Linked DNA regions of Homo sapiens: region 2 is linked to region 1. A link is an interaction called in ENCODE POLR2A ChIA-PET data of the cell type or tissue named here. Cell type or tissue: IMR-90. All regions are shown on one strand. Each heading gives the region's core, and the rest is flanking DNA. Links, peaks and the distances in the headings are about the cores only.

Region 1 (5,345 bases), core at 346-5,345:
AGAGGCAGCACACTCAGGTAGCCTCGCCTAGTATTTCAGGAACTGTGCCAGTGGTGTTTGCCTGTAAATGCACGAGTTCAGCCCTAGTGTTCCTCCAGTTGGTGTTTACCGAGCTGCCCTTTGTAGTTCTGAAGCCAAATGACTTGCAGGAATGGAGAGCCACAGTCCACAGAACTGAGGACATAGGTGCTCTCGATATCCTGAGGAACTTAAGGCCATTTGAGTGGAAGTATTTTTCTCTCGTGAATCCTGCTCATTGGGGAGAAATATGGTGCTCATTTGCTTCACACCTGTGATGAGCTGAATGGGTTTTCTGTATCCACTATGGAAAAATCTTTCTTCTTGGAGGAGAGTCGTGTCCTGGTGTATTTGTCACTAACACACCAAGATGAGATTTCTGTATTCTCACTGGTGCTCAAGGTGACATTTTCATCCATAAATCTGTATGTGGTTTAAATATTTTAAATTTTAATCAGAGTGCTAGCCATTGTTTAAAAATACAGCTTCCTAAAATGTTTGCAAAGCAAAGCAGTGGCGTCCAGTAGAACTTTCTGAAGTGATAGAGATGACCTGTGTCTGCACTGTCTAATAACCTCATGTGGCTTAAAGCACCTGAAATGTGGCTATTATGACTGAAACTGAATTTTTAATTTTAGTTAATTTAAATAGCCACATGTAGGCCGGGCACGGTGGCTCCCAGCACTTTGGGAGCCTGAGACGGGCGGATCGCCTGAGGTCAGGAGTTCAAGACCAGTCTGGCCAACATGGTGAAACCCTGTCTCTACTAAAAATACAAAATAAAATAAAAATACAAGAAAAATTAGCTGGGCATGGTGGCAGGCGCCTGTAATCCCAGCTACCTGGGAGGCTGAGGCACGAGAATCGCTTGAACCCAGGAGGCGGAGGTTGCAGTGAGCCCAGATCGTGCCACTGTACTCCACCCTGGGCGACAGAGTGAGACTCCACCTCAAAAAAATAAATAAATGAATAGCCACATGTGTCTAGTGGCCATATTGCAAGCAAGATAACCACCCTTAACAATTAAAGCCCGTTTGCCTGGTATGAACCTCTATGGTTACGCTGCTGTTTCTCGGTTGATTGACTTTAGAGTTTCCCTTTACTTCCTTCCGTGGTGGATGAGGGACCTGGTCTTCCCACACCACTTGCCTCACTTCTTTCTTCTAATTTCTCCAGCATCACAATTGTCTTCAGAGTGAAAAGAAATTAAAAATAGGGGCAGGGCATAATACACTTGCTATCTAAATAGTGCTGGGCTGGAGGACACAGGCAGATATGAGAAATAGAGGATTCTCGAGTTGAGTACTACCCATCATTCATTCTGGAATTTTTCTGGTACTGAGAAAAACCTCCTGTGTCCACACTCGCTTCCCTTTGGACAGGTCACTGTTTCACACACTTTATCTGTTTTCAGCAACTGGAAAAGGAGCTGGTAGAACGTCAACCTCAAGTGGACATGTTACAGGAGATTTCAAACAGCCTTCTCATTAAGGGACATGGAGAAGACTGTATTGAAGCTGAAGAAAAGGTGCATGTTATTGAGAAGAAACTCAAACAGTTACGGGAGCAAGTGTCCCAAGATTTAATGGCCTTGCAGGGAACCCAGGTGAGTCTACTTGTAGCTTTTAACTGTAAAGATTGCCGTATTACATGCAGACAGGACAGCAGTGTTGTAGCAATGCTCTAAGACAGAGGCCAGAAGCAAGGGCCAGGTGGTCCGAGTGGGGCCTCATGTCGTGCCCTTTTTCTAGCTGTGTGGACTTAAAGAGCTGCATGAGCTCTTTGAATCTGTTTTGTCATTTTTAAAAGGGAGTGGCGGGATGACAATTTTTAAACTTTTTTTAAAGGAAGTGGCTAATTTTTGTATTTTTTGTAGAGAAGGGTTCTTGCCATGCTGCCCAGGCTGGTCTTGAACTCCTGACCTCAAGCAATGCAAAGTTCTGGCATTACAGGCATGAGCCACCATAGCTGGCCTACTTTAAAATGGGATCCAACTCAAAACAAAGGGAATACCCAGACTGTGGCCTCACCAGACTTAGGGCAGGTCTGTTTTCTCCTAAGCAGCCAAAACTAGACTCTCTTGATGGCCACATGATCTCATCACCGACCTGTGATGAGCTCACCATCTACTCAAACTGCTGCTGCTAAACTCAGTCTCCCCAGCTCTGTGCTATGGGTTGGTTTTTAATATGGGTTGGCTTTTCCTTGTTTACATTCCTTTTTGTCCGAAAAAGTCTGTTGTTGTTGGGAGTGAGAGCAATAGAAGAGCCCCTTCAGGAAAGATTTAAGGCTGGGCACAGTGGCTAATGCCTATAATCCCAGCACTTGGGGAGGCCAAGGCAGGTGGATCACTTAAGTCCAGGAGTTTGAGACCAGCCTGGGCAACATGGTGAAATCCCGTCTCTGCAAAAAAAAAAAAAAAAAAAAATACAAAACCAGGTGTGGTGGTGCATGCCTATAGTTCCAGCTACTCAGGAGGCTGAGGTAGAAGGATTGAGTTTGGGAGGTTGAGGCTGCAGTGACCTGTGATTGTGCCACTGCACTCCAGCCTGGGTGACACAGTGAGACTGTCTAAAACAAAACAAAACAAAAAAAGATTGATTTAAGGTAGGGGAGGGTGAGCTATATCATGAAGAATATGCATGAAACACATTTCTGTGCTCAACCTTTGGGGTCTGAATTTCAGAACCCAGCCTCACCCCTGCCCAGCTTCGACGAGGTAGACTCGGGGGACCAGCCTCCTGCAACATCCGTGCCAGCTCCCCGAGCAAAGGTAAGAAGCCCCTTCCTTCTGTGAGAACCTCACTGGTTATTTTTTAAAGTCACTAAGATGAGGGAAGCTTGGGATTCCAAGAGCCCATTAGCCATTTCAGGACAGCACAGGTCTCTGCTGACCCATAGAGAGGCTTACAGTCTGCCTCTAGTCACTCTTCTTTGGGATCACAGTAGGTTGTGAATGAGAGCTCTTATAGTGTCGCTAAAGGGGTTCCCTGATTTTGCCATTAAAAACTTCAACACACTTGACCCTGAAACTGAGTAGATTAACCTAATTATTTCCTACTTCAGGTGACGTTTAATCTCAATTGTATTACTCTAGTCTCCAAAGTTTGGCTGTAACACAACATAAAGGTGGTATATAATTTAAGGGAGGATTTTTTTTTTTTTTATCATTGATAGGACTAAACTGTCTTCAACTTACTAACTGGAGTTTCTTTACCCAGCAGTTCAGAGCAGTGAGAACTACAGAAGGCGAGGAGGAGACAGAGAGCAGGTAACGGGGCTTTACCGTGACAGCAGTGCGTTCCCCTGCTCCACACTCCCACTGACTCAGTCTTGCCAATGCCACTATCAAGGTCCTTGCAAAAATCTGGTTTTCTTTTGTCTGGAAAGGGCTGGTTTTCTCCTCTGAAACTGAACCCCAACTGTTGGCCCTATTTAAATCTCAGGTCTTGGATTTCTTACTTACATAAGCAGGGGCTTAGGTAATAGAGTGGGTTGTGCCTGTGGAGCCTCCCAATCAGCTCTCAACCTCCTCTGTTGGCAGGGTCCCCGGCAGCACACGGCCACAGCGCTCCTTCCTCTCAAGGGTGGTCCGGGCAGCCCTACCCCTGCAGCTGCTCCTCCTGCTGCTGCTGCTCCTGGCCTGCCTGCTGCCCTCCTCCGAAGAAGACTACAGCTGCACTCAGGCCAACAACTTTGCCCGGTCCTTTTACCCCATGCTGAGGTACACCAATGGGCCACCCCCCACATAGAGGGCATAGCTGGCCACAGTGCTACACCACCTGCCTGATTGCCAAGGGTGCCCAGCACGTGGCCCCAGACCAATCTGAGTGACTTAGTGTTGGCAAGGTCCCGGGACCTGTGCAGACTTCTTCTGGGCTTACCCAGCACGGGCTCCCTGGAGCCCAGGGCAGCTTTCAGATTGTGTTCCTCCCCAGGAGCAGGGAACCTGTGTGGCAGGTGCCCCGGGTATTTTGGCAGAACTAGTTGATTAGTTTAGGGATCTCTGGAAATGTCAGTTTCCTGAAGAGCCAAGCACTTTGTGAATTCTGGTTTGTTTGTAAAACAGCATTATTATAATGTAGGTATGGTCAATGAGCAGTGGTGTCCATCACATATATTATAGAAGCAAGCGAGGACATTCCACCCTAGAAATGGTTCAGAAACTCATAGGCACCCTTAGCTGATGGAAACAATCAATCATATTTAATACGCTTAGAATCAGTTTTACTCCAATCAGCTGGCAATTTTGAGCTGCCGGTTATACACCAAAATGTTCTGTTCAGTACCTAGCTCTGCTCTTTTATATTGCTTTAAATTTTTAAAGAAATTGTATTGCATGGATGTGGTTATTTGTGCATATTTTTTAACAATGCCCAATCTGTATGAATAATGTAAACTTCGATTTTTTTTTAAAAAAATTAGATTTTAGCTGGAGCTTTTGACTAATGTAAAGTAAATGCCAAACTACCGACTTGATAGGGATGTTTTTGTAAGTTAATTTTCTAAGACTTTTTCACATCCAAAGTGATGCTTTGCTTTGGGTTTTAACTGTTTGGCCACGGCGGGGGTGGGGGCGGGGGGTTGGTACAGAAACTTGAAGCTGTTTGTGATATGTACAACTCAGATGTTTCTCATTAAAAAACAAAATTAGCCAGACTTCTGTTGTACTGAATTCTGTAACAAAGCAGTTCAGTGGTATGCTTAATCTTCCAAAAAACAAAAATTATTATTTTTAAAATATTTGGAGAGGGCCTTTTATTCTAAGTCTTATTTACAGAATTAACTTAGCTCTGGACCCTCGTGTATGTGTAAATTAAATTATTCAGCGTGTGACCCTCAGCTATTGTAGGGAATGGCAAAGGCAGCATGGCATGAGAGGTGGACGCAAAGGGAAGGATCTTATACCCAGTTTACTCTACTCTTTTTTTTGACAGAGTCTCACTCTGTCAGTCACCCAGGCTGGAGTGCGGTGGCCCAATCTCGGCTCACTGCAACCTTTGCCTTCCAGGTTCAAGCCATTCTCATGCCTCAGCCTCCTGAGTAGCTGGGATTACAAGCACACACCACCATGCCTGGCTAATTATTATATTTTTAATAGAGACGGGGTTTCGCCATGTTGGCCAGGCTGGTTTCAAACTCCTGACCTCAACTGATCTGCCCACCTCGGCCTCCCAAAGTGTTGGGATTACAGGTGTGAGCCACCGCACCTGGATTCCCAGCCCTCTCCATGGCAAATGAACAGGCAAAGCCCCTTGTTGCCCATTTAAGTCCAGTAGCATTTTACTTTCTACCTAAACAAAGAGGATAGGCATCGGCATTTCCCC
Region 2 (5,380 bases), core at 139-5,138, 74 kb before region 1:
AGAAAACCATTTCTCACATTTGCTCTGCTCATTAGAAAAATGACTAGTGTTGACTGAGACAAGGGGCTTTAAAAGAAATTTACAGACATGCCTGGCCGGCATCATCCCTCGTCAGTCCCCATTTGCCTCTGTGCCATTACATTTGCAGCTGATTGCAGAATTATTTCTACTTCCCTCCCCTCGCCCCCACCATCCACACACAGGTTCTCCTCTATGTTTGTCAGAACTCAATCAAAGCACCCTGACCCCCTCCCTCACCACGTGCCCACTGACTGTGCCTTCCTACCTACTCCCACATTTCCATTAGCTCATTTCTTCCTATTTTAATTTTTTATGCTGCTGCTTGGATGCCTCTTTGTAAAAGGCCATAAACAAGGCCAAGATGGAAGCAAATAAATAAAACAGGCTTCCCTAGCACCCCATGTAGCATCATGTGTCAGAGACTGTACTGGGCTCATCTGTCCACGGGTCTGTCGTCTACCAGATTGTGGGATTCTCAAGGCAGGCTGGCACATCAGCATGCCTGTTATACCTGTCACTGCCTGTGAAATTCATAGGTGCTTAATAGTTGCCTGAATATATCTATTAATAGACCTAAAAGGCTGCTTTTCTATAAATGTTAATTTCTCTTTTTTTTTTTTTTTTTCCACTATTCTTTGCATACAAGAACTAAAATGAGGCCAGGTGCAGTTGCTCACACCTGTAATCCCAGAAATTTGGGAGGCTAAGGCAGAAGGATCACTTGAGGCCAGGAGTTCAAAACCAGCCAGGGCAACATAAGACCCAGTCTCTACCAAAAAAAAAAAAGTTATCTGGGCATAGTGTTGCACACCTGTAATCCTAGCTACTCGGGAGCTGAGGCAGGAGGATCACTTGAGCCAGGAGTTCAAGGTTCAAGCAGTAAGCCATGATCATGCCACTGCACTCCATCCTGGATAAGACCCCATCTCTAAAAAAACAAAACAGAAAGAAAAAAAGAAAAGAAAATGATGAAAATGATTGATGTATACTTTAATGACTTATCCCAGGGCAGAATGCTTCAGTTCAGGTAAGCTTGCTAAAGTGGCTTTACTCTAGAAAAGTTAAGGACTGGAGTTGATGAAGCATGAAGACATTAGGATTGAAATATTCCGAAGGGCTTCTAAAAGCCATTGATGACTGGAAAAAGGCCACGTTTGACATATTATAATTATCAAGGAAAATTGTATAGTTGAATAGAGTGGGGAGGTTTGAGATGAGATTATTAATCCCTCAAGTTTGATGCCTCTATACTATAAGCAAGCACAGCTTCTTAAAGAAGTATGTTCGTGATAAAGTCAGAGGAATTTAGATATTTTAAAAATATTTAATGCTGGTTCTCACAGAATGGAAAAATAGGACTTGCAAATTCTACTGAATCTCCATAATTAGCAAAAGATTATTTTTAATTCCACCCTGATTTATGTGTAGCAAATTGGAAGTTAAAGTAAGACAAATTAATTTGCCGGTGAAGTGGGAGTTGGGAAACTTGAAGGGTACTGTTAGGCCTCAGTGAAGCAAGGTCAGATGACAGGACTACTGGGCTAAATCCGTATTATTCTGCAGAGCAAAAGAAACGAGCAACCCCACCGTGTGTGGTTGTTCGTGTGCTGCTATTGCCATGGCTTTTTTTTTTCTTTTCTTTTTTTTTTTTTTTTTTTTTTGATACAGGGTCTCACTCTGTCACCCAGGCTGGAGTGCAGTGTTGCAATCATAACTCACTTCAGCCTTGAGCTCCTAGGCTTAAGAGATCCTCCCACTCTGGGCGCGGTGGCTCAAAATTAGCTGGGCATGGTGGCACATGCCTGTAGCCTCAGCTACTTGGGAGACTGAGGCAGGAAAATGACTTGAATCCCGGAGGCGGAGTTTTCAGTGAGCCGAGATCATGCCTACTGCAGCATGGGTGACAGAGCAAGATTCTCTCTCAAAAAAAAAAAAAAAAAAAAAAAAAAAAAAGGATCCTCCCGCCTCAGCCTCTCAAGTAGCTGGGACTGTAGGCGTGTGCCACCACACCCAGCTAACTTTTGTATTTTTTTGTAACGGCAGAGTTTTGTCATGTTTCCCAGGCTGGTGTCAAACTCCTGGGCTCAAGTGATCCACCTGCCTTGGCCTCCCAAAGTGCTGGGATTACAGGCGTGAGCCACTGTGCCCGGCATGGCTGTTGTTTATGCTGCCATTTTTGAAGGGTGTGTGTGTGTGTGTGTGTTGTTACTTCCTTTTGTCTGCTTTGTAGTCATTTCTTACCAGTTTTCTTTACATTATAGGGGAATTATGACAGCTTATTAGTAAATAAGTGTTTTTAGAAATCTAGTTAGTCAAGCCTTTAGGAGAGACTGTTTTATAAATTCAAAGAAGGAAAGTGATTTAATATTAAAGTGTTTTCATTTATAACTTTGCAGATGAAAAAAGTTAAACCTATGATAAAAGAAACATGCTAATAAATAAGGCTGTCAGGGTGTGAGGGAGCGAGTTAGGGTGGCAGAGATGGACAGAGGTAGCAGCTGACTAAATCTCATTGGCAAAGGCTATTTCAGAGAAGTCGTTTTGTTTCCTGGGTGCCTTTGTAACCAGTCCAGAAGAATAATATTTCATAAATTCACCCACATGTTAGTATGGGTGGATTGTTACGACAGTGAGAGGTTTTCTGTTCATACGCTATATATTCATGTGGCTCTAAATTCTAAAAGCATAGAGGGTCATACAGTGGAAGATTCCTCCAGCTCCATTCTCTCATCATCCGTTCTTACTCCCAAACCTAGCTATCAGTTTCTTATGGAACAGATTTTTTTCCCTTTTTCTACTTTCCAGTCCAGAAGACCCCTGACATTCATTGGTTTAGAGTTTGTGATTTCCACCTTCCAAGAGTGACCTGAGGGCTCCTCACGTGGTAATCTGGCAGTTTTGCGGGACTGGATTTCAGTGCTCCTCTGTGAGGCTAGCACAAGGGAGCTTGTCCCTCCCAGGGTACAAGCCACCTGCTCAGCTACCCCATGCCCACGAGGCACTCATGTTTCTCTTTCCTTATGGACCATGCAGTGATTCTTACAAAGGATTTAAAAAAAAAAAAAAAAAAAAAAAAAAGCTGGGATCCTTAGGCAAAGCAATTTTCAAAAAAAAAGCTGGGATCCTTAGGCAAAGCAATTTTCAAAAAAAAAAAAAAAAGGCTGGGATCCTTAGGCAAAGCAATTTTCAAAAAATAAAAATAAAAAAAGCTGGGATCCTTATGCAAAGCAATTTTCAAGAGAGAAATAGAACATGAGCTAAGGGTCGTTATCTTGAGGCCATGCATTCAGAACACATGCATCTGGATGGGAATGTAATGCTAAAGAAAGTATGCAGAAGCGCGTCCCAAATTTGTGAATTGGGAGACTTGAGGGGAATTCAAAATGAATCCCTCTGAATGCCAAAGATCTCTTGTGTTTTCCAGTTTCTTTGTAATGAGCATGTAATGCTTTAATAATTTTTAAAAAGTTTAAACTTTTTCCAAGTTGGATTTCAACTGCAATCCTGAGAAGGACAAATAAGCAGCTCCGACCGTCCTTCCTCTGAGTAGAGTGGCACCATTGCTGCTGGCCTCATTCATCTCTGTTTTCAGACTGCTGGCCCCATGGTGTCCTTTGTAGTAGAGGGATCCTGTAGGTTTTTAAAAATGTATCTATAAAGAGTAGACCAGGTCAGGGTGCCTCTTATGAGTGAATTAATAAACTAAGAGGTAGAAAATGATTAAAGTTATTACTGAACTACCAACAGTTATATCGTCTGTCATTTATATGATGCTATATGGTTTAAAGGCACCTTCTTGCTCGTGATTTTATTTGAGTTCTTAGCTTGGCACACATGCTGTGGGTATCATCACTTTTTCCAAATGAGAAAATGGAGACTGAAAGGTTCGATGACTTATGCCTGGTCAAACAGCCAGTGCAGGGCAGACGTGGAATGGGGACCAGATCTCGGACCAGCATCCTTTCTGCTCTGCCATGATGGTTCAGACGTGTTGCCTAGATTCTCCTAAAATACAGAGTTGTGTCATATGTAATTGAACTAAGAGTATTATGATTTAAATTTCTTTGATGTAATGCTATTTAATTATATAATCTAATGACATTTTTACTTGAAAAGAGTGAACTCCTGTCTCTGACACCTTATTAATTGTTTTGTAATATTGTGCATTGAAAACCTTTTCCTCTTACTCTTCCAGGATATAGAAAATCAACTTGCAATTAAATCCAAAGCACTAGATGAGTTGAAACAAAGTTATCTGACTTTGGAGAGTGGGGCAGTGCCATTGTTAGAAGATACAGCATCCCGAATTGATGAGTTATTTCAAAAGAGAAGCAGTGTTCTCACTCAGGTACTAGAATTCATTTGAAATGTGCTATTTCTCTTCACATATTCTTTTACCTTATTTGTCGTTGTAGTTGTTTTCGTCCTTTACTCATGGAGACTCTCTATACCAAACACTGAAAAGTTGCTGAGAAAAATTGAAGTAAATTAGAAGCATTTCAAGTCCCATTTTATGCACTCAATAATTAGAGGCAAAGCCACCAATTCCAACGTCATTGACAGGCTGCAAATCCACTTGGTTATCTTTGTTTTGTCTAATGTACTCACTCAGACATAAATATCTCCATACCCCAAACCCAACAGAGTATCTGGCATTGTTTCCTGGCAAGATATACAGAAACAGTGATGAAGCAGTGTCTCCATGTACAGGGAGATGCCTCAGGGAGGAAGTGATCCTGTATCATGTAGCCTCTATGAGCTAGGAGCATAGTCAGCTCCAGGAGGACTCTAAAGTTTGGAAGAAACACTACATGGTGTTGAAGAGAGAGTATAAAGGAAGAAAGGGTGCAAGACATCTAATAATCTTACAAAAGGCATGTCAATGTCAGCATTTTACCCCTTCCAGGAGGAGAGCACCAAAAGAGAGCGAGCTCAGGCATCTCTAGACATTGCAACCTTGACATTTTCCCACAACAGAGGAAGAGAACTAAAAATACTAACCAATTATACCAATCAATTGGTATAATCTATCAATGGTATAATCTATACCATCAATTATAGATATGTCCATGTTTCCTAGAGAACCTTCATTGTGGGTTGTCACCTACTAAAATCTACTTTCAACCATTTGTACCAAGAGGGAATAGGGAATAACCTGCATGAAATCCATAGGCAACACTCAGCCTCATTCCTCAGTCCTCATTCCCCCAGGAATGTAGCAGAAAAATAGAGATGAGCTTATTCAGTCATTTGTTAAGCATACATTGTGTGAGGTACTGTGCTCACTGCCAGGGTTACAAAGGTAAACAAGAAAATAAATGAATCCTACCCTCAAAGAACTCATAGGCTAGTGGAAGAA

The links. ChIA-PET counts read pairs that join two places held together with the same protein. Peaks named below come from ENCODE experiments on the same cell type or tissue, not always from the same donor. Only the 100,000 strongest peaks of a DNase experiment are listed, where the experiment ranks them.
Region 2: POLR2A ChIA-PET joins it to region 1 with 10 read pairs; 4 of 35 experiments call an interaction of 5 or more read pairs at or near these places.

The regions. Positions count from the first base shown.
Region 1 is chr14:64,221,757-64,227,101 of GRCh38, forward strand. It overlaps SYNE2 (spectrin repeat containing nuclear envelope protein 2), which reads left to right. Exons shown (of 116, transcript NM_182914.3): 113 at 1,433-1,624; 114 at 2,705-2,791; 115 at 3,243-3,289; 116 at 3,563-4,677. The coding sequence ends at 3,770. It also overlaps a transcript of ESR2 not described here. Among named protein-coding and RNA genes, the nearest start is that of ESR2, 70 kb to the right of the region's middle. RefSeq lists enhancers at 3,223-3,724, 3,725-4,224. In IMR-90, for the core only: no CTCF peak of the experiment used is centred there; no DNase peak of the experiment used is centred there.
Region 2 is chr14:64,148,348-64,153,727 of GRCh38, forward strand. SYNE2 (spectrin repeat containing nuclear envelope protein 2) reads left to right here. Exons shown (of 116, transcript NM_182914.3): 85 at 4,217-4,369. Among named protein-coding and RNA genes, the nearest start is that of MIR548H1, 56 kb to the left of the region's middle. In IMR-90, for the core only: no CTCF peak of the experiment used is centred there; no DNase peak of the experiment used is centred there.